3 separate regions of the Mus musculus genome follow, and regions 2 and 3 are each linked to region 1. The links are chromatin loops, found by intact Hi-C in ENCODE. Cell type or tissue: left cerebral cortex. All regions are shown on one strand.

Evidence for each region. Peaks named below come from ENCODE experiments on the same cell type or tissue, not always from the same donor. Only the 100,000 strongest peaks of a DNase experiment are listed, where the experiment ranks them.
Region 2: a loop joins it to region 1, with 2.4 times the contacts of the local background. A loop is called at or near these places in 3 of 42 quality-filtered maps.
Region 3: it touches region 1 in a loop (2.6-fold over the local background); 7 of 42 quality-filtered maps call a loop at or near these places.

What each region holds. Positions count from the first base shown.
Region 1 is chr4:32,235,486-32,243,485 of GRCm38, forward strand. It overlaps a transcript of Bach2 not described here. Among named protein-coding and RNA genes, the nearest start is that of n-TGccc3, 9.2 kb to the left of the region's middle. In left cerebral cortex, CTCF peaks have their summits at 3,163 and 4,451; DNase peaks (open chromatin) are centred at 655, 3,176, 3,548, 3,839 and 3 more places; H3K4me3 peaks cover 2,774 bases; H3K27ac peaks cover 2,722 bases.
Region 2 is chr4:32,071,337-32,079,336 of GRCm38, forward strand. No RefSeq gene overlaps it. Among named protein-coding and RNA genes, the nearest start is that of Gm52717, 86 kb to the right of the region's middle. In left cerebral cortex, no CTCF peak of the experiment used is centred here; DNase peaks (open chromatin) are centred at 3,494, 4,125, 5,334, 7,310 and 1 more place; H3K4me3 peaks cover 832 bases; H3K27ac peaks cover 1,070 bases.
Region 3 is chr4:32,409,387-32,417,386 of GRCm38, forward strand. It overlaps a transcript of Bach2 not described here. Among named protein-coding and RNA genes, the nearest start is that of Bach2, 4.0 kb to the right of the region's middle. In left cerebral cortex, CTCF peaks have their summits at 3,899 and 5,877; DNase peaks (open chromatin) are centred at 3,894, 4,343 and 5,755.

The sequences.
Region 1 (8,000 bases):
AAAGGTTGGTCCAGGCCTTGAGACTGCCTCATCTGAAAGCCTGCTGGTACCCACCCCCCACTCCACCCCTGGGCTCTCTTGCCTGCTACTCTCCTTTCTGTTCTCAGGCACTGTGGCTCATTGGATGCTGAGTCTACTTTACCCAAAGACCTCTGCATCAGTCTTGAAATCTGAAAAGCTTTCCTCCCAAGACAGCTGGAGGGACTGCCCTCTTGCTGTGTTCACATCTCCACTTGAAAGTTCCTTCAGTTAAGAGACTTATCTGACCCAGTCATCTAACCTAAGAGCAGCACCAACACCATCACTCCTGTGTTTGCTACACACACACACACACACACACACACTGACTGGCTATTGTACCATACGACCCAATGACATAGCATAGAGTTTGGCTCCTTGTCTCTCTGTCCCCATCCCAGTCTGACCATGAAGATGGTTCCACATAACTTCAACAACTGCTGAACAAACCCACATTCTCATCTCAGAGCCACCGTTCTCCCCAGTGTCACCTGCGCAGCCTAGCCTTACCATCTGGCGTTGAAAGAATAAGTGTCGGCCATAGTTCCAGGAGCTCAGCTCAGTGGAGACTGAACTCCTTGCAGCAGAGCTCCCTCAGGCAGCTTGGCTCCTCCTGGCTTTGGATTTGGTAGTCTTGTTCTTAGCCTCCCACTTCTTTCTGTGTTGACAGATTGCCCTGCTGTGCCTCCTTCAATTCTGCCTCCTGCTTTGCCTTAAGAAAAACCACCATCTTGTCTTAACACCATCACCCCCTACCGAGTGCTTTCCTCGGTCCTTCGCTCTGTGCGAAGGACCGAGGAAAGCTTTACCATTTAAAAACCATATCATGCTTAGAAAAAAGTTTGTTTTCAGGGTCAAACCCACAGGTAACTGTGGAGGGAGAAGAAAAGTTTGTTCAAAATGGTTGAATGTTCCAGGCATCGGACTGAAATTGACCTCTACTCGGGTTACTGGCAGCAACACACAGGGAGAAAATCTCGCATCTGTTTCCCATTGTACACGCCTAAAGGGCACAACCCAGAGACAGGCCTGCAAGCAGGACGAAGGTGCTGAGGCTGCTTGCAGCCTGACCTCCATGGCGGTCCAGGGCGTGGCTTAGCATTACTATTTCATGGCTATTTCTGAGTGTGGCTTCTGGAGTTTAATCCAAAAAACTTACTTCTAACTGCTGAAAATTAAAATAGAACAACTAACAACTCCCTTTTTGTCTCCTTCAACCTCCCAAAACGCAAAGATTTTGTCTTCTTCACAGCCATAGAAGATAAGATTACAGAACCTCTGCAAATGAGTTTTTATTTTTTTAATGTATTTTCCCTCTCTAGGCAGGTTGACTAAAGAAGAGCACCTATTAGCTATTGTTGAAACGCTCTGACTCTAGAAAGGAGAGGGATAAGATCAGTTGGTAACAATAACTCCCTGCTTACCTCCCTTACGTCAGTGTCCCAGCTGTTCTATACAACCTAGCAGACACAGCCTGCTTGCTAAAATATGCCTATAAACATTCTCATTGGTTCTCTATGAACCTGGTTATAAAGGTTCTCCAGCCTGGCTCATATAAGAAAACATTTATTGATGCTATTAAAATGCATAAAGCTTAGCCCAGCATGGTAGTGCACGCCTTTAATCCCAGCACTCAGGTGACAGAGGCAGGTGGATCTCTGAGTTCCAGGCCAGCCTGGTCTACAGAGTGAGTTCCAGGAGTCTACTCATAGAAACTGTCTCGAAAAATCAAATTAGTAAGTTAATTAATACAATTTTAAAAATGCATAAAACTTTTAACCAATACATGTTTTAAAGTATGAGAACCACCCTAAGAACTACCCATGGCTGTAAGAAACTATCTAGCAATGCAGGCCAGAATTGGCATTATGTCCTTGCCGGGAATTTGGGTAGAACTTGCCACGGACAGCGTTTGTTTCAAAGGGGACAAGACAGGAAAATAAGACCCAGAGCTCCGGTCTTTGCCTCACCTGAAACCAGAATCGGGTACCCAGGAAAGTGGGACAGCAGTTAGAAAAAACTAGCGTAGGCACTGTCACCCTACACGGGGCTCTTGCTTAGTTTTCCACCCAGACATTTACTAAGTCCTCAAGTGCGGGCGGCTGGAGCAACACTTTGGATGGTATCACAAGACTCCCAGAGCGATGCTTCCTGGCTTCCTCGGCATATGCCAATGCCCATTTTACAGGGGGATTTATGATCCTTCTCTCAGTAGAGCCAGCCAAAGTTTTATAATCTTCATTAAAAGCCAGCACCACGTGTAATAATATGAAACGCTGCCCTACACAGGGTAGGGGAGCAAGTTATAGGTGCTTAGGGAAACATGGCAGTTTCCTGGCCTTGGCAAAGGGTGAGGTTGCAGGCACCAGCACAGCAACTAACACAACCTTACTTTATTGCAAATGTACCTTCAACCTAAGTCCTAATTACTTTCTTTAAATTTTCAACTACCTGACACCAAGCCTATGGTGGCTTAAAGGGGCAACAGCAACCTGACAGCATTCAGAGGGGCAAGCAAGTGACAGCTGTGGAAACTCAGTGGAAGTTGAGGTTAAGGAGATGGAAAGAAACTCTAAGATCTTTTAGACTGGGAAATATATAGCTCTTGGTGGCTGGAGGTCCCCCTCCATTGGGTAGGCCTTTAAAGAACTCTTCTTGGGTAGGGAGCTGCTCTTCTCAAGGCCCACTTCCCATAAAAGGGGGCCTGATTCAGCTTTCCAGGGTTCATGGCTCATCTTGTCCAGCTCCTTCAGGGAAGCTGTAGTCGGCCGCGGAATGTCAGGTTCCAGGTCGGCTTTCCCTTTGATGAAGTGCCCATGGCTCTGGCGACCTCCCCACGTGCCACACTGGCCTTCGCAGCTCTCCCAACCCCACTAGCCCCACAAGCCCTGACTTTCAAGGCCCGGGCAAAGAGAGGCGGAGCTAGGAAGTCATCCGGGCGGGGAAGACAGGGCTCTTCGGGCCGCGCGGCCCGCACAAAGCCTGGAGCCCGGCGTCCGCGGCGGCGAGAGGCGCGCCCCCTCCCCGAGCCAGCCGGCGAAGCGCGCGCCCGCCAGCCGGAGCCGGAGCCCCGAGAGCGCCATTCGCCGAGAAGCTTACGCCAGTCACCCGGCGTACCGCGCCCCAGCGGCCGGGGAGGTGCGCTGCCCCGCTCCCGTAAAGTTATTGTGAATGGGGAGCGGGTGACGTCAGCGCCGAATGTCAACAATGTAGCGATTGAGAGTGTGGGCGTTCCGGGAGAGCGCGAGCCGCGCGGCGCAGCCAGCAGCCCCGCCGCCGCCGCCTCAGCAGCCAGCCCCGCGGCCGCGCACCGGGCTGCGGTCGCCCCTGCGCCCCGCTTCGCCCGCCGCCCCTCCCTCGCGGCCCGCGTCCCCCCTCTCCCCCGTCGCCCCCGCCGCGCGCGCCGCTCCCCTCCCCCTTCCCGGACTCGGGGGGCTGCGAGCGAGCGAGCTGCCATGTGATGCGCATCCCCTCCGCCTGCTCTCAGTGACCCCAGGACCGCCCACCACGCCGGCGGCCGGGAGGGGGCTGCGGGCTGGGAAGACGCGGGCAGGACCGGCGCAGGGGGACGAAAGTTCCCGGGAAGGTGAGTGCCCGACCGGGCCGCGGGGCCGAGGCGACGCAGCGGGGCAAGTTTGCACGGGGAGCGGGCGAGCGGGGCAGCGGGCGGCGTGGGGCCGCGGCGGGCAGCGAGTCCGGAGGGCGAACGGCCGCTCCCCGCCCACGGCCGCCTTATGGCATTTTCTAGGAACGGGAAAGGGGTGGGAGCCGAGCGGAGGACGCGGCGGCGGGGCGCGCTCTCCCGCCTGCCTGTTTACGGCGGGCGAGGCGGCATTGTATTTTGCTCGCGTCGCCGGGTGTTTTGGAACAGCAGGGGGAGGAGGAGCCGAGGGTAATAAGTCAGTCGTGGGGCGGGAGGGCGGGTGGGGAGAGCAGCGCCGCCGGAGCCGCAGCAGCTGTCAGACCCATGGCCCTGCCTCCGGCCCCAGCCCGCGCTCCGGCCATTCCGGGTGGCCTGGTCCCTCCCTGCCCACCGCACCCCCGCGCGCGGCCGTTCCGCGAAGACCGCGGCTCTGTGGCCCTGCGGCTCTGTGGCTGTGCGCTCAGCTGTCAGCCGCCGCAGGGTGGCTCGGATGACCGCGCCGGGCGCTAGAAAGAGGCAGCCCCGGTCCTCGGGCGCAGACGTGCCCAGGGGAGCTCAGGGCTTCCAAGAGGGGACACCTTGTAACCGCCTTCTCCCCAAGGCCCTAGAACACACATCCACACCTGTGTGCAAGTCTCTCAATCCCCAGGGCTCCACCCAAGAGTCGAGTTTAAGGAAGGGACAACTCGCTGCACCTCCCCGCACCGCGGCCCTCGCAGTTCACCCACCCACCGGGTGTTCAGGAGCGAGCGGCACCGAGAGGGCGGCGGGCGGCGCTCATGGACTACCCCAGGTGCCCGCGAGAGAGGACTTGATTCAGCATCTGGGCTGGGCGAGGATTTGCGGAACTTAGAGGAAGCCCGCAGGGCGGCGCGTGTCTGAAGAGCCGCACATCCCAGGCCCCCGGGGTCGTGGGCACATTGAATCTCCCCAGCCTCCTCTTGTATTCATGCAAGTTTGGCAACTTGGGCGAAGTTCCTGCCAGGCTGTGGTCCGGGTGGTTTTGTGTGTGACCCAACAAGATGCTCCTCGCATTCCGCGGGTCCAGCCACTGCTGTCGCTGCCTCCTGGAACGAGAGGGGCTGGAGCGTCCCACCCCAGAGACCCAACTGCGACTTGCAGCGGGCTTGTGGGCGGCCAGGCGACGCGTTCCTGGATTTTCACCTTCGCTGTCTAGTGTCATAGTCTCTCACTCTGTTAATTTCATCTGCTGAGTGTATTTAACTAAAAAGGGTAATTACTTTAGATAAAAATGCTTCCTAGCCTAGTGGGAACCTTGGCGGAGATACTGCCTAATGAGATCTTTTTTTTTCTTTTTTCTTTTTGCTTTTGTCTGTTTAAGAGTAAAATTAGAGATGTTAACTCTGATAACGGTTTTCTCAGATCATTAAAATGTATCATGTAGGAAATTGTGCCGCTAAAGCTCAGGCTGACTAGAAAAGCTAAGCTTGAACTGCCTTATGCCCCTCCTCTTGAAGAGATGGCTATTTCTGCAAGGCAGCGGGCGACTTGCTTAAAATGTGAGGTCATCCCATCCTGAGCCTCTAACAGCTTGCCAGTGGTCGGCCCTTTTCATTCTTGCAGGTAATAAACGTGGTGGAAAAAAAAAAGACATCTTGTTAGAATTAGTCTTGCCAATTCACAGTGTTGCAGCCAAACTGTTCCAGTGAACGTTCTGTCAGTGTCTCTATTGTAATTCAGTTTTCCAGGCGCTTATAATCACCACAAAACTTTGTATGGCTTCTCCTGTTCTGTACTTTAAAACTATTGATCACCCACTTTGGCACTAATTGCTATGTTTGAAACCCAAAGTCATTCAAATGAAGGTGGGTAGGGTCCAGAAACGAGATCTGCCACCATAAAATAGTTTGGTTAATATTTACATTTTGTATTTTAAAGGGCTTCAGGTTTGCCACATGGTAATCTAAATGTTTGAATAAATTCTTTGACTATCAAGGGGGTTGGAATGTCAGTTCGTACAGATCTGTTTTCCTCCTCAGGTGTATGATGTCTAAGTGTCCTAGCTAGATTGTAAGCACCCCTGGTAGGTAGTTCTTAGTGCTTTGTGTGTTGTGTGTCAGAATCTGCCACCGAGCAAGAGTGAGGCAGAAAGAGTCGGAGGGAATCAAATAGCCCCTAATTTACTTTCAGTGCTACCGGTGTCTGGGAGGCTGCCTGGGAGGCTGCGGTGTATTCTCTTTCCATTGAATTATGCCCTTTGACTCAGAATCTTCAGGCAATTCCCTTCCAGCCACTCACCTCTGGCTGCTGTGTGAGGGGCTTAATTATTTGCAAACTGCCTTGAAATCCCAGGATGAAAGGCACCGAATAAGTGCAAAGTATTGTTATTCAGATATGGAATTTAATGATCCATTACAGTTCATCAGGAAAATGCACTTTGCCGTGATGGGAGGAAATGTTTCCACCTGATGGAGGGTAATAATAAGTGCTTAAAAGTAGGTTCAGATTACAGATGAGACAATTAACTCGAGCCATGTGCTCTTCAATTTGTTGCAATTCATTTTGTGATCAAAGTGAGTTACAGGGTGCCAGATGGTCAGGTTCACGTTCAAATCTCTCTCAAGCCAGCCCTGCACTTCTGTGCCCATGGTCAGCCCAGCCAATGGGATGCAGTAATTCATTAGTGACTGGGAACTCTATTCCTCTGAATCTGTGATGCAGCCTCCTTCGATGCCAACAGAAGGGCCCAGGCCAATCAGTTTTGCTGGGAGCAGTTTGATTTCACTTGGATTAGCTCTTGCTTAGCATCTCTGGTATGGATCCAGTCTTAACAAGGAAGAAAGAGACCCTTGGTCTCTCAAGCGACACTGCTCTTGGTTTTAAACCTCCATCGGATTTCAGAGACTTAGTTTCTGGTTTGCTTCAAAGGCTGGCCTGACTGTTGAATGAGTGAGCCAGTGCTTAGGTAAATTAGCACCTTGCTGATTCTCTGGGGGCACGGGGGGGGGGGGCGGGATGTAGGATCATGGGATGGAGTGAAGAACAGCCTCCGAGGCCAGGACCGGGCATCTGCACACTGCTCTGCCCTCTCTTGCTCAGATAGCACACACCTGCTTTAAAATTATGTCTTTGCCTCTTCAAGATCTTAAATCATAAACAAAGAAAGGGGCCTCATTTCCACTTTCCACCACATCCCTCAAACTGTGCATCTGGTCCCGATGAGGAGAGGGCATAGTATAGGAGGGTGGGGGGCAGCCACTTCTAAGCCCTTGTCTGCTGTTGCCAGGCAGGGTGAGTGTGAATGCAGGCTTTGTGCTGCCAGGTCCCTTGCCTGATCCGGGTTGTCCTGTGAAATCCCCTCTAGAGCGTTGGTGAGAATGTCTGTAGGAACTTGGGCTGGATCAGAAATGGCTCAGTGGATAAAGGCACTAGGGAGCCAAGTCTGACTAGCCTGAGCACTTGAGTTTGGGGAGTACCAATTTCTGAAAGTTGCGCTCTCTCTCTCTCTCTCTCTCTCTCTCTCTCTCTCTCTCTCTCTCTCTCTCTCGGTAAGTTAAATAAACAAACATCATTTTTAAAGCTGCAGGTGGCCTATACTGAGTACTACTTAGTATACTAAAACATCTTGTTGTTTAATATTTTCAGACTTAATAATCTATTATTCTCTGAAGTCTGACACATAGTGGATAATTTGTAGGCCTCTACCGGAGGAGTTGTACAGTGGTCAAGAAACCAGAAAGGCTTAAGAACAATGGAGGTCCAAATTAACATCTTGTTCAGGAATCACTACCTTTCTTTTTAAAATAGAAACTTCAGTCTAGAAGGTTAAGTACTTAGTTCCATGGGCACAGTGTTACGCTGCAGGTAGCTAACCCATTGTTTGTGAACTATCCAGCTTCTTTGCGTTGTTGCTGACCAAAGTAGAGTAACTTCCTGTTTAGTGCCTGAAGACTGCCATATATGCTTGCACTTGGGGACACTTGGTTAAAACAGTAGGTTTGATTTATTGATTGTTCATGCTCTGCTAGAGAGTACGAAGTTCTTCACCTCCATGTGTCTCACTGACTCATAGAACAACCTGTGAGGTAGGTGCTCTGCTGGTTCTTGAGAACTGGCAAGTTGCGATTTGAACCTTTGAATGTCTGCTCCTAGAGCGTTCAGCCTGCTGCTTGTGGCCCGGCACTGTGCTATGAGGGTCTCTGAATGCAGTTCAACACAAAACCGTAACTTTTACTTAAAACCTTAGGGACATTATTATTATTTTTTTTTAGAACTCCATTGTGAGGTTCTCAACAGTGTATAGTGTCATGGAATGTCAAAAGGTTGGATTAGCTCGGGGCTCGTTTTCCCGGTCTGAAATACACAATCCTGCCCCAAG
Region 2 (8,000 bases), 160 kb before region 1:
TTTTTTTTTTTTTTTTTTTTTTTTTTGGTTTTTCGAGACAGGGTTTCTCTGTGTAGCCCTGGCTGGTCCTGGAACTCACTTTGTAGACCAGGCTGGCCTCGAACTCAGAAATCCGCCTGCCTCTGCCTCCCAAGTGCTGGGATTAAAGGCGTGCGCCACCACGCCCAGCTTCTTGGTATGTTTTTAAAAAGCTAAAAATATATTGACCACATGCTTCAGCTATTCCACTTCTGGACATATACCCAAAGGATTCCATGTCTAACTATAGAGATACTTGCACATCATAGTCCTTGCTACTCTATTCATAATATCTAGGAAGTGATATCAGCCTAGATATCCACCAACTAATGGATAGATGATGGACATGTGATACATATACATAATAGAATTTTATTCAGTTGTAAAGAAAAATGAAACCAGGAAATTTACAGGAAAATGGATGGTGTTAGAAAATACACTTCTGAGGTAGCCCAGGACCAGAAAGACAAACACTAAATGTTCTCTCTCATATGTGGATCTTAGTCTCAGACTTTTAGATTTGTATGTTTAATTTTGGGGTGTCTATAGGGGTCAAGAAGTTACAAAAGGCAAATGATAACAGGGAGGAGAGAGGCCTTAGTGAGAGAAGGGATAATAGAACATATGTGGTACAAAAGTAAGGGAGGAATTCTGGGAGTTAAAGGTTTCTGCAGGGATGAAAGCAGGTTATCAAAGGAGAGAATAGGGTGAAAAACTGTATAAAAACACCTATGGGAAACAAGGCATTTGCATGGAAGTACCCTGCCTCTGGTAGACAATGCTCTCCCCAGAAGACATCGATCATTAAATGAAATTCTTAGTGACTGGTGTGTGATACCTCTGTATGAATTACTAGTCAGAGAAGCCCAAAGGTCCACAAAACATCACATGTTGGTTTGTTCTTAGTGGTCCACCAAAATAAGATTGTTGAAGACCCCATACACTTTGGTTGAGAACAGAGAGAGATTAAGGTGGAACAGATCTGAAAAATGTCTCCCTGGTGGCTTTTATAATGTCAAAAGGTGTATTGAGGCTGCTGGGGAGGAAAAGTCATTGATGGACTTACTCAGTGCCAATGAGCATTACCATATTGATCTGCTGTGTAAGATAGGTCCATGCATCCGATAGTGACATAAATGTTATGGTGGTAAACAACCACTTTATGACTGGATTTGAGACCTGCTCCACAGGAGGGAACTGGTACTGTAAACCTGGTCAATACTCAAGGCTGGGGAGGACTGCCTTTCTAGGGGAATCTTATACTGATGTTTTCCTATCAGGACATGTTGTTAAGCTGCCTTCTAAATACTTAGGATTAATGCTACTCTCAACCTTAGTCAGGGACATTTCTTTCCACTGTGGGTAGCAGTCAATGTGCTGAGAATAAGTGTTGAGTGTTCAGCCTTGTATTGGTTCCAGCAAGGTGCAGGGGATGCAGTAGAAGAGAAGGTGACAAGAATACAATCCTAGCAGATGAGGAGAAGCACTGTGAAGAGCTGTCTTCTGGACATGGTAGAGCCCTCCTGCCTTCAGAGAAGCTGTGGTTAGTTGCAGATGATCAAGTCAATCAATAATACCAGCATGGGTAAGGAGGGGCTTGTGGGACGCCAGCCCTAACTAAGATGCTACAGGCAATGGATGGGTACTGGGGACCAGAGAAAAGAGAACATGAAGACAGGAGGTATAATATTGGGGAGTCCAAGGCAAGTCTCAGGGGGAAATAGGAGAGCAGATATGAATAAGACACTATTGTATTTGTGTATGGATTTGTCAAAAAATATTTAAAAATATAAATACATGAAAAGAGGAGTTGCAAAAAAAAATCAGATCTTCATGGAGGATGGGGAGAAACTAGAGGCCTCTTACTGCTTGTAAGTAAAACTTTTAAAAATGTTAAACTTTGGGCTGGAAAGATGTCTCAGCAGTTAAGAGCACTGAGTGCTCTTCTGGAGGTCCTGAGTTCAATTCCCAGCAACCACATGGTGGCTCACAACCATCTATAATGGGAGCTGATGCCCTCTTCTGGTGTGCCTGAAGACAGCTACAGTGCACTCATATACTTAAAATAAATATTTTTAAAAATGTTTTTATTACATTTATTTACTATGTGTGTGTGTGTGTGTTTATAAACACGTGCTTAGCATAAGTATGAGACCAGGGACCATCCGACATGATTAGACCATTTCCACCACGTGAGGTCTGGACACCGAACTCAGGCTATCAGGCTGGGCGGCAAGTGCCTTACCTGCTGAGTCCTCTGTTGGCCTGCTGAAAAGGGAAACATACATACCCACGTTTCAGAAACTATAACTCTAGGTGCGTACCCCAAAGGAGAGAAAAACTTCAGTATACAGAGATTTTTGTAATGATGATCATGGGAGCATTTCTCATAATTCTTTTAAACCAGAAAAAAAAAAAGCCCTCTTCTGATGAATGTGTAGTGCTATATGTTGGTACAACGGAATATTATTCAGTTTTAAAGAAATGAGCTGAGGCATGATACAATATGGATGGATCTCCAACACGATACAAGGGAAAGTAAGGCAGACACAAAAGACCACAGGTTCTGTGGTGTCTTTCAGTTGAGGGTCTATCTATGAAAAGTTAATGAGCAAGTTCCAAAGCAGATTAGTCTTTGCCTAGGGCTGGAAGAAATGACTGAATGGACAAAGGGGATTTTCTGATGAGGTGTATTTATTCTATAAATATATATTATGAAGGGGCTCCATAAAGTCAGTCCCAAACAGACTAAAATATATAGTTGTAGTGAATATTAAGGTATATAAATTATACCTTTAAAAAGGGTGCTTAAAAACCAATAGACTCTCTCAAAAATGGCAATGGTATTTAAATGAGTGATTCAATAAATTGAGAAATATTTCAAAGTGTCGAGGGTGGTGCTCAAGGAAGACTTGTTATCGTGGAATGCCCTCTGTGTTTGACGCTACTAAGAGACCTGTGGTCAGCCATCTCACAGTTGGCTGTCACACTCAACTTAACCTCAGCCTCTCAGCTGCTTCAGATTCTCTCAGTTAAAAAAAAAAAAAGACGTATTTATTTTTATTTCATGTCTATGAATGTTTTGCCTGTGTGTATGTATTTGTTCCATATGCATGTCCAGGGTCCATGGAGGTCAGAAAAGGGCATTGTGACCCCTGGAACTGGAGCTATGGGTGGTTGTGAGTCACCGTGGGGGTTCTGGGAATGGAGTCTCCTGCTCCGCCAAAGCAGTAAGTGCTCTTAACCCTGAGCTCCAGTCCCTGATTTAATCACCACGGGACTATTCCTCTTGGGGCTGGGATTATTTTTTCCTTAGCTCTCTCTTAGCAGTCAGAAAGGACGGTCCATTCTTCCCTCTGACTCATCTGCTTTCTTTTCCACGTGGCAGGAGAAGAAAAGAGTTTTCAGTCACATCTTATGTCTCTGTGTCAGCAATTCAATTGTTCCCTTAGCAACCGTCCTTTTACTGCTGGCTTTCCCAGCTACAGATGCAGCAGTGCTCTCAAAGAGCTTAGATCACAAAACAGCTTGGGCCATCAGCGCCGCCGTGCCAGAAGCTGCTTTCTAAAAAGGCCAGTGTCTTTCAAGAGCAAATTATTTTTAAAACAATATTCAAGCCGAACATAGCATTTTTAGGCAAAGGCGACTATGGGGACACCACCAAGGAGAGATGCCTTTGAGGCGGGCTTCACCAAGGGAGGGTGCGCAGCCACCAGCCACGCTCACTGTTCATCTCCTTTCCCCGCGGACATTATGGGTCACAGGGGAAATCAGGAGAAGAGGGGAGGGGGCTGGCACAATGCAAAGCTGGCGATTCTTCTGCACACGGAGGGACTGAAGCATTATCTGTGCATGTGAAGCATAGATTTACCATTTTCTCGTCTCGTTGTTCACAGGAGCACTCTGCCCTTGACAGAACAGTCATCCTCCGGTACTTGGGGAGAATTGATTCTGGGAGGCCCTTCTCCTAAATATCAAGATGTGTGGATGCGCGCATCGTTTTCTTATGTTTACAGGGAACCTGTGCAAACCACCTGTCTAATTTAGTCAACTCCAGGTCACAGGCAATGCCTTAAACAACGTCCCATATTGTTTAGGGAACACTGACCTGAAAAAGCTTGCCCTGTGTTCCAGGAATTCACATCTCTTTAGTTTTCCAAATATTTCCCACCTGCAGCTGCTTGCCCACGGATGCGGGGCGCAACGTTCTCTTTAGATCGGAGGCATAGTTCCCTGTAGTATTTCACAATGGAACTTTTCCAAGAGCTGGCGTGAGGAGAAGAGAGGCCCTATAAACATCACCAGTAAGCACCAGGGTTTTGGAGTGAGAAAAGTGGAGCAGGAGCAGGGGAGATTGGTAACCCGCGGATAGGGTAAACAGAGGCAAGTGTTGACCTAGTGGAAAGAAATCTGGGAATACACCCAGGCATCAACTCAGCTCAGAACCCCACTTCTAGACCCACATAAAGAGAAGTCTGATGGATTCGGCTCTTCTCCCCTGGAGCCAGTCACTTGCTACTAGGACAGGATCGGGATAGAGAAAATTAGCGCAACTGCTCCGAGCCCAGCCCTGCCAGGTGGACTGGGAAGACCCAGGCCAGTCCCATGGAAGAGGCTGAGAAGATCTCTGCCTCCAGGAGTGCTTTGGCCACTAGGACCCCTACACACACACACACACACACACACACACACACACACACACACACACACACACACACACACACATCAGGCCAGGTTTGTAGGAAGGCATGCTGCTAATTCCTGCTGCTAGTGCACATGAGAGAAGACAGCAATGGAACTATTTTTCTTTGAAAGAAACAGAAATAGAAATGAGATTAGGCCAGCAGAATGGCTCAGGTCATGGAACCTGACAACCTGAGAAGGAATTTGCCTCCTACCCACTGGGCCAGTTCTGCGGCTGGTGGAAACAGAAGCCATGATGGGTAGGGATCATGCTGACGGTATCAGGCAGAGAGGGAGGGAGCAAAGGCAAGGTCATAGTCACTGGTCATGGCTAGGAGAAGAATCTGTATGCCTTTGGGGCTCTCTGGAGTCCTTTGATGGGGACTGTCAAAGACATCTAAGCCTGGTGAATAAACAAATAGGCTCTCAGAAAGTCCGTCCCAGTCTGTCTGTGCCAATATAAAGGAACCAGACGCTATAGGGTACTTCTCAGCAGACAGGGAAGGCTGAGTCCCTTGGTCACGTTTGATCATCAGCTTTCTCTTGCAAGCAACTAATGAGTAATCACAAGCAACCCCAAGTGTCTGCAGGAGGGAAAACCAGGGAAATGTTTCCTGATTTGCCTTTGAGTCTCAAGAGAAACCCAGCGCCGCCGACTAGCCTGCAGATTGTGCTATAATTACCTGCATTTCTCTTTCATGGTTTGCAATAGATCCTTCAGAGACGGCCTCGCCCACGCTCGCCTCTGAGTGTAAGGACCACACAGCAGGGACCTCAAAAGCATCTTGGAGAATCCCAAGGCCACGAGAGGCTGGTCTGTAAAGATAGAGGATCTTGGCTTTGTAAACACAGTAGAAACATGCGCCTGTGGGTTTTCTGGAGCTGGAGGTGGGGGTCAGGGGTGGCAGGTGGGAAGACTCACAGATACAGGTGTTTCACCTAAGGAGCTGCCAGAGGGTCTTTCTCGACACATATCCCAAGGACCTGACTTCAACACGCTTATGGTAGGCCCACGTACCTGCCCATGGTGGACCAAAAAGCTGCAGCAAGGTCACATGGTACACACTCCATCATCTTGGAAAAAAAACATAATTTATGCTTATTGAGCAAAGTTTTCTCTCCGCTCCAAGACTGCCTAGACGTGAAACGAAACTCTCCAGTGTTTCTAACTGACCTAGTAACATTTTAATGTGTTTCCATTTTTTTAGAAGAATCTGATTTTTTTTATTACATCTATTTATACTGTGCATGTGTATATTCACATGTGTGGAGGTCAGAGGACATGAGTGAGTGGCTGCTGTCCTTCTGCGTGGATTCTGAGGATGAAACTCAAGGAATCAGACTTGGCAGCCTCAGCCCCCAATATTTATAAAGAACACTTTGCCAGGTTTGGGCTTCCTCCTGGCTGAATTTTGCCATTGTAAAATCTATTCCAATAAAGAGGCAAAAGAATCGCAGCCCTTTCTCTTTAAACCATGTGCCTTGTACTTCCCAGAGACCTTTCTGAGCTCCCAGGAGGACAGTAGCAAAAGGGAGGCTGTAAGCAGTGCATCCATCCTGAAATAAACGTGCAGCAGGCAATGCAGGGAGCCCAGTGCAGCCAGGGCAGGGGCAAGAGCCAGGGGCGCCCTGACTCCAGTCCCGACATCACCGGGGAGATGGTGCTGGCACCAAATGACATTTTTTCCCTCTTCTGAATGATTTCAAAGGGTTGTAAGGAATCTGTCATACAAAAAGAACGTATAGAAACGTTATGAAAACAATATCCACTTGCTCTCCCAAGGCCATTTTTTTTTTTGCATGTGTGTGTGACAGGAGTATGGGTAGGTAGTTGTGTTCCAATGTGTGTGGCCGCACATGGTAATATCAGGTGTCTTCCTTGATTGCTTTCTTGCCTATTGAAACAGGGTTTGTCAGTGGACCTGTTTCTTGTCTCTCTACGAAGCTTGCTTTAGGATGTATCTTGTCTCTGGCCCGCTTCCAACTATTAGAAACACAAGTGACCACCACAGTTACCCATCTTTTACCTGGGTGCTGGGTACCTGAACTCTGGGCCTTACGCTTGGACAGGAAGCGCTGTCCCCTCTGAATCATTATCCTAGCCCGTTAAGACTATTTTATAGGTGGATGCTGGCTCTGGCCCTGGGAACAGACAGGCTCTAGAGCTATATAGCTTGAGTTTGACTCGGACCTCTTACACTTCTTAGTACATAGCCTACAAGTGCCCCAAGCTTTAGCTTCTTTAGGGACAGTGATTTTTCACTTTACTGGAGGATTAGTGTAACTGTTTTGGAGAAAAGTCACCTAACACAATGCTGCTTGGTTTAGAATAAGAGGCCAGTTACGGTATTCATAGTTTCTGTTGTCACTTAACAAAAATGTGTCAGTAAAAGGAATAAGAAAACAAGAATGATTTGGAGGGGTGTATTTAAATACTCTGCTAAGTGCCAGAGAAGCAAATTCATAGGTTAGGCATAGATATCAACATAATATAGTCATCAGTGTTGGCTGGCTAGCTCTCTGTTCCCTTCCTGTTCGCTTGAGTCATTTACCAACCTCAGTGGCACCAGTGGGTTGTGTAAGGCAGAGAGATGTGCACAGGGCTCTTTGCTGGTGATGATGTAGCTAAACCACGATTTGTCCCTTTCATCTGCCTTGAACCGTGTAAGGGGTTGACACAGATGTACTGTAGCCATGAAAGAAATTAACTGCTGTAGCTACGGCGTCAGGAGATACTAACAAACGGAGATACGTCTCAGGTTCTTCCTGCATACTGAGCCGCTGTGCTAGGCCAGGCTGCCTGCATTCGGGTTACTACCTAAGATGTGTTTTTAGTTTACTGCTAAAATCGTCATCCATCTGAGGGGGAGAGCTCTGTGGAAAGTTTCAGAAATGCTCTTCTCACAGAGAAGCAAAAAATGGAGTCACTTTGCCTCCTGTCTCAGGAGCACACGTGTGTGTGTGTGTTCGTGTCCCCACGAGAGTACGTAATGTGCATGGTATTCACGTGGTAGCTTATGAGAGGTGAGAGGTTTGCTTCACACTGAGTTCTCGACCATTCGGGTACACACAGATATCACAACCTCCAGAGCTCCAGCCTTGGGGTCTCTGACTTCCTAATCTCCAGTGAGGTCAACACATCACACAAGCCGCCATAGCCCCTGTGAGCCTCATGGACCACTCGAAGCCATCCTCACCAGAGATCCATGCTCAGCAAAGCCTGTCTGCTAGGTAACTGGCTACTCTAAAAACACACGCTGGAAGGATACAAAGTCATTACGGGCAGTTTGGCCTTGTAT
Region 3 (8,000 bases), 170 kb after region 1:
CTAGTTCTTCTACAGATTTTAATCTGGAGTTCACAGATGCATAGAGGACCCCTAATAGACTTGAAAAGGTCCTTGAACCTTTGATTACCACATGGAGCAGTTTTGTGTGTGTTAATTTTTTTCCAAGGAAGGAGTCATCAGGTTGTAAAAGGACCTTTGATAGGAGAAATGTTAAAACATTATTTAGAGTGCCAGGCTAATTTTCTGGCCGTGTGATACATTGCACTAAGTGGTCTGGCACTCCCAAGTCTTGGACTAAAAATGAATTCTTAGTGCATGATCTCACTGCCTGCAGGGCAGTTTGATTCTGCCCTGGCATTTGATGGGACTTGTTAGAGGATTCGGAAAGGCAGGATGTTGGTACGTTTGAGGCCATTAAACCAAGAAGGAAGAAAAATATATTGTGGAGTTGAATTAAATGCTGAATGGCTAAGGACATTTTTTATGGTCTTTGTCAACACTCGGAAGGAAACCCTGCTTAGAAACAAGTGAGTGACAAACCAGCTCCGTCTAGATGCAGCATGTTGGGTAAACAAGTCGTCTTTCCAAGAAACGCCGCTTCAGTCATGCTTTGATAGTGGAGACCGGGAGGGCTGGGATGCTTGTGTCTGTGATTATAACTAGTATATGACCTAGAAAAGCATCCAAAGGTCCTTTTCCATATGGAGACCAGAGTTCCTACAGCTCTGGTGTCAAATGTGGAAAACAAATGAAGGGTGTGTCCTGGAGGCCCTGATCTATAGGAGAGATTCTATATAAAATGAGGCACAGCCCTCAAAGTGCCTCTCTCTCCAGGCCCTTGCTTTAAGTCTTATTTTTGGTCTTGATCATTAATTCCCATTACAGTAGATGGACAGTGGTGATGGTTGCTCAACCAGAAATGTACTTAATGACCACTAAACTGTTTATCTAAAATGATGAAAATGGCCAATTATAAACTCTGGATACTTTATTATGACAAAAACATAGGATAATACAGAGTGGCGACGGTCCACTTATCTTATGTGAGAAGATTTCTGTGCAGGAGAACTAAGCGTTCAGAATCTTGTCAGTGGCCAGTCTCACCCAGAGAGATCCTGAGGGCCCTGCCAGCCAGGGAAGAAGAGAAAAAGGACAGGCCAATTTCTGTGTCAGTAGGAATAATGAGCCAGGTGAGAAATCACAGATGATAAATAAAGTAGAGACGAGGATGGGTAGATTGATGTGAGATGTAAGGTGAAGATAGAACTGACAGCCTGTACTGAGGGCCTAGCCAGCAGTGAGGAGCAAAGATGGTTCGTGGTTTTTTCTGCTGGAGCAGTTGGGTCCACGGTAGCATCTTCTGTTGACATGCTGCCTCATGCCTCTCTTACCTGCCGCTCGCCTCACTTGTCTTTAAGGGCTCTCGGCATGACTTCCTGTAGCCTTTCCTTGCTTTAGCTGCCATCCTTGTGTGGCCCCACAGGGTCAGCTCAGAAACTTGTGAGTGTGGGATCCGGATGCTCAACTGTGTTGCCTGGATGGCACGAAGCAAGCCAGTCTGCAGATGAGACTGAGAGGCTGTGTGGCTCTCAAGAAAGGGTCAGAACTGTGCAGGATCTCTGTTGGCTTCTAGAAGAAAGATAGCAGAGGTCTTAGAAGACTGCAAATCTTAGGAGGAGGCAGAAAGATCTCTACAACTTGACCAAGTACTGAAGCTAGGAGGAAGAGTTAAGGCATTGTTGATGACCATCCAAGATCCAAGAAGAAACATTCTTCATGAAGTTGACAGAAGCCCCTAAGAGGTATGCCTGCTTGCAGCCCACAGTGAACTTGATGTCTGGCTGTGTGATATAGTATCCTTGAAGTCACGTGGGCACTAATACCCCGATGCCATTTGAGAACCGACTCTGCGGATGTTTTCTGGGTGGGCGTTGCCAGGGCTGATGATCCTCTCTAGAGGCTGGATTTCAGGATGAGATTGCTATTATGGGTTTTCCCTGTGATACTCAGCAACCATGGACCATATGCTTACAGTTACTCCTCGAGGGAACTCTGACAAGATGATGATACTGCTTTTTCAAAAGAAACTACAACAGAAGGGGAAGTGGGGGGACACACCTCTAAGTTGTAATGTGCTTCACAACGCATGAGCACTAACAAACTAAGCAGTCGGCTTGTGTACAAACTGCCATGGCATCTGCTGCTTTGCCACCTTGCTTTGCTGTTTTACTGAGTACACAGAAAAAGTGAACACCATTTTTTTGAGGAGGGGAACGTACTCTCTGACTGGTAGTGAATATCAGTGTTGTGTAGGAAAGAGGTGGCTGCTTCCTTGGGTGAGCCTGGGTAGTCCCTTTGTCCAGCGGTGTGCCCTTAGGTAAGGCACTTTGAGTGTCCGAGCCAAGGTTCTTTTATCCTCCAAGTGGGCTAATAACACTGAAAATCCCTAGCTCAGTCCCTAATAGAAGTTTTCAGTAAAGGAAAATCACGGTAGTAATACAGACGCTGTACCCACAGACTGGTGTCTGTTAGTTACAGAGTCAATGAAAGTCTAGGAATTAGTTCAGATTAGCTAGTTTTCACTCATTTGTTTTTGGTTACTTCTCCTTTTCTTATAACTCTTTTTTCCAAATCGCTTGGTGACAAATAGTTCAGGTTGCAACCTCTTTTAGGATAGGATAGATAACATCTGAATTTTGCTATATCTGGGAACATAAACACCGTCCTTGGTTGTTAGACAGAGTGAATTCAGGCTCAGGAAGAGAAGGACCGATGGTCTGAGCACTGTATCCCAGAAACTGCATTCCAGCTACAGTTCCACAGACAGAACAACTAGGTCCCTGCACCTGAAACATGTAAATGGCATCTCCCTAGGGTATGTGCCTGTTCGTGTGCACCTGTGTGTGTGCTGGTGGTTGTCTGTGTTGTATGTGTCTCTCTCTGTCTCTGTGTGTGTGTTCAATCTTAATTCACTTTCTCCATCTTATTGAAGTGCCTTTATCTCTTCCCCCTTTTTGCTCTGTGATAGCACAGGGCACATTTCCTTGTGTTGCTTTCCCAGGGCAGTAGAAGACACAAGAGCCCCAAGATTTGCAACCCAAACATCTCCAATCCACATCATAAGTGGATGTCTAAATTCTGTCTGAAAGATAATTTTTAAATTCATATTTATAGATTCCAAAATTTAATGCCAAGTGAACCCATTACTTGTTAAAGCTTTTCTGGCCACAAAATCGTGTCCACATTTAGTCCTTCTTGGTATGAGTAAGGACTTTAGAACCACTGTCAGTAAATCTATAGCTAATATTTTGGCAGAACATTTGAACTTGATCTTGCTTAGTAGCAAATAATCTCTAAATGTTTTTATTTTTGGAATTGAACTTTTTGTTTTCCGATCACTGTCCATTCTCTAGGCACTCAATCCAGAAGTGGGGAATGCCCCTGTGTAAATGGGGATTCGTCTCAGTATTAGCCCTAAAAACCAGTAAGCTGGTTTTGGACAGAAGTGGTAGCCTGAACCTAGAAAACTCACCTTGACCTCTCTGTGCAGCATCTCTGCTGAGAAAACTGTTGCTGATTTGTAGAGAGCATCCACCACTTCAGGAGATAACATTGATAAAGGAGAGAGAAGGAGAAACTTTTAATCCCACAGCCAAGGGGTGCCACCGTGCATGGTTGTTAGCGTGCATTCAGGCTCAGCACAGACATGGACCGATGCTCTGAATACTTTATTTTCTATCCTTTGTGTTACCCCACATCCTGGGAAGGTGGGAAGGAGCAATTAGGGAAGGAATTTAATCTCAGGAAGACACCAGAGAATCAGTGCTGGGAGTGAGAGGAGCCCTGAGCTACCTCTCTGTCTTGAAGAAGTGATTCTGCTCGTATGAGATCTATGTGTGGGTGAAAATGCCTCCACCTGCCGTCTCCTGGGGGAAGTAGCTCATCACATCCTCTTAAGCCCACTAAGACCAGCTCAGCTAGGAGTTAAGCTGTCGGGGATAAAGAACGCAATCAGCCTTGCCTATACAACTTTCCAGAAAACCCAATCGTTTCGCAGCTAATTGGTACAAATGTTCCCTTGCCCGCTGTTTACAGCTGGAGACCCTCTTGAACATTTTTATGTAATTAAACACCATTTACTCTTCCTACCTTAAAAATGCAGGTCCTGCCGACTCTTTCTTTTAAGTAAATTTAAGATTACGCAAGAGGGAATTATAGACAGATAATTTCCCACATTTGCAGTACACTACTTTATTTGGAAATGAATGAATAGAAACCACTCACACGTCTACTTCTGCAGTTCCCCCTGCTTCTCTTAACAGTAACTATGAAGAAAGGAAAAGGCGGTGTTGTCATGCTTGGTGTAGCTGTACCACAGCACATCACCCACTGTTTCCTGAGAACTGTCCACTGAGCCACTCTGTGTGTGGAGTCTTTGGAAATCAATCTTGTTAGAAAATGCAGTCGAGGCAGGAAGCGTCCAGCACTCCCGTATTCACCGTTGTTTCTAAGAGGCCAGGAGTTCAGAGCGCTTACTGGCTGAATGGGGGTGATATGTGCTATCCTGTGGGCCACTGGGCCTGGAAGACCTCCAAAAGAGCAGTGTCCTATGGTTGTGTTGTCCGCTATCCATGTTTAGCTATTTAAATTTGACTTAACTTAAAATCAATTGCTCATTCTTAGCAGGTAGACTCTAGGTACTGGGTCGCCACACTGAGGCTGCTGTGCTGTGCTGTGCTGTGCTGTGAATGCTGAGGTCCCCATTATCATAGAAACCTAAATTAGTGGCCCCAAGATTTTTAAGAGCATCCCTTGTGACTATAGCATATAGTTAACACAAAAATCCTATTTACCAACCTGCTTGAGACTAGTGGTCAAATAGCAATCAGATTGCTAGCAAGACACCATGCAGCAGTATGAATTTGTTTGACTATACCAGTTGGTGAAATAATGAAGCACCAGAGTTAACAGAGGCTCGGTGCTCTAAGCTCTTCACTATCTGCTGAGGCTATTTCCCTAAGGTTCTCGGGCCCTTCTTCAGTCATCGTAAAGTGAGGAAGCCAATGACCTGGAGGGTCACAACACTGCAGGCCAGATTGGTGGCTGGTGCTCTAGGTGTCATGGTGCCTTGACTTTGAGAAGGGGACACTTTCTAAGGGTCATTCTGTAGGCTCACATACCACTGTCATGGCCATGACCCAAATGACAGAACTATCAGCTTCAACAAGACCTCAGACATCATCATCTCATGACCCAAGAGAGTCACTCAGCTAGTTTGTGACCAACTGAGAAATACAACACTTAGTCTGGTATTTATTTATTCACTCATCTATTGGCTACCTCTTTCTGTGTCTACTGTAAAATGGGGATTATTAACCTTAATGCCTGGCAACATTGTTAATAAAAAGCAAGATGTTTCTCAACCTTAAATGTATGTCTTATAATTTGAAAAATCCCCCCAAAATCCCCACATATTCACATATATTCATATACATATTTTTTCCACCTCATTTAATCCTAAGAAGAACCTGTGTGAAGAGTTAGGCTCAGAGGCAGAGCACCTGTCCCACATAAGGAAGCCACTGTGACACAGAGGGCTGTGTCTCTCCGGACTTAGGAACAATAATCTCTTGTAAATGTACGGCAATACAAGCATGTGGCATTGCTAGCTTTGGGCCTGTGGCATTTTGCAGTTCAGGAGTTAGCGATGTTGGAAGTTATGGCTTTGCTCGAGTGGTGCATTTTTTCTTTTTTACACTTTGATAATCTGCCAGTTGCACAGACTTTGGTTCGGCATGGGCGGCTTTGAAGTATATTTTTAAAATGAGAGAATCCAGATTTGTAATTAGCTTTGCAAATGCTAGTTGTACAGTTTCAGCATCCGAGGAGCTCCTGCTAATGTCCCTGTTCCTAGTGGCAGCTCTGTGTGATTTTTTTTTTATTCCCTCTCCGTCCCCCAAGCAATTAGGAGAAACAAAGTCTGCTCTCTGAGGATCACTTCCTCACCTCTTCATTTGTATAAACTATGAGCTTGGTGACCTCACCGAATTAACGATATACCTGATTGCAACAAAGGACAAACCTTTATAAGCCACTCTACCCTCTTAGGCTCCTAATTCAGGACAAGGTTCCCTGAATTATTATGAAGTCACAGTGAACAAATAATCTTCTTGATACATCTTTGTTCTTTTGGGTTTTTTGGGTTTTTTTTTTTTTTTTTTTTTTTTTTTTTGGTCATTGTGATGGGACAACCCAGACTTTTATGTAAGATTGCTGGAAGAGATGAATTTTAGTTCACTCTCAAAATAAAATCAAAAGTGCTCACACCCTGTCTCCTCATATCTTAGCTATGTTATTGTGTGTGCTGGACTCAGAAGTTGAGTTTATAGATAAGAATAGAGTTGTTCCGTTCCAGGAACACTGGGAGCAGGAGAGATGGTCCTCCCCAGGGAGGAGCACAAGTCCCAAACAGACATCCCTGAAAGCATACATACAGGTACCATTAGACGGACAGAATGGGTTATATTTAGGGATGTGTATGTATGTGTGTATGTATATACATACACATGTACACATGGAATAGCATTTAGTGAAAAAAGAGACCATGAATTTGAGGATTTTGGAGGGGTATGCGGAAGGCTTTGGAGGAAGGAAAAAGAAGGAAGAAATGTAGTTATAATATCCAAAAATCTTTAAATAATTTTTTAGAGAACAAAAGAAGAACCGTGGTTCTGCATCCAAAGTACCCAGGTTCAGTTCCCAGCACCTACTTGGAGGCTCCCAACTGTCTATAACTCCAGTCTCAGGGGATCTGACACCATCTTTTGGCTTACGCAGGCACTATATACAGGAGGGCTGCATGCACATGGTGCATTGTTATACATTCAAGCAAACACTCATACACATAAAGTAAAAATATATAAAATCTCAAAAAAAAAACCCTAAAGAAAAACTTGTGAGGACATGCTTGAAGCTCACATCACCAACGTGGTCGCTTGTTAGCTTTCTAGAGACCCAAGAAATGGTCAGAAACTCAGGCAGCCTGACACTCAGGTGACCCTCCGTGTGTCGCTTGCAGTGACAATGAAGGAAAACAACTGATAAGTCCTCATTTGAGAAAAACAATTGAAGTGTTTCTATGAAATATTATAATACTACAGGGATTCAAAAGTGTGTTTTCATTAACTGTAGCAACATTGCGACATGTTCTCTCTTATGTAACTCATATTTAATTTCATATTTAATAATTAAATAAAAACCCTCTATGTTTGTGTACCAAAAGAATACTGGTCCACAATCCAATTTTAAATCCAACACCTTTCAGGGTGTGGAGTGTGTGTGCGTGTGCGTGCATGTGCACATGTGTTCATGTGCATGCATGTACATGTGTGTATCCAACCCCAGAAGTTACACTGAATGGGCAGTGAGCTTCAACAACAAAATATCCTTAGTCATTTATTGGTCAAAGTTACCACTGTTCATTATTTTTTTTCCTTTACTCTTTACCTGTTTTTATGTGCTCTACAACAAACATTAACTCATTATCAGAGAAGAGGAAATAAATATGTCTAATCTTATGAATGAAAATTTTATCTGAGGACTTAAGGTTAGGTTAAAGCCAACAAGAAGCTTGTCTGACTTGAAAATAAACACTTTGGAGGCATAGATGTCAGCCAGAATTCACAAGTTAATCTAGAACCTCTTTTAGTTAAGACCACCACTTCGGCCTCCATACTGGGGCGTTTGAATTTGATGAAGAACGCCTTCTGAGATGCAGCCGGAGAGATCGGGGTGACTGGATCATAGCCACATCCAAGCTGTGGGGGTTCAAGTGAACACCTGATAAGGGAAGCTTGTCTGCAGGGAACGCCTGCAGAGGAGGTCTTCTGCCCGAATAGAGCCTAGATATTGGTACCTAGGGGGGATTGTCTTACTCTGGCCTTGTAGTTCGTTGAAGAGAAACACTAGAACCACTGTGGAGTACTGTGTTGTTCTCAAAGTTGAGTAGAGTTTGTGAGGCAGCAGGCAGGAGATTCACG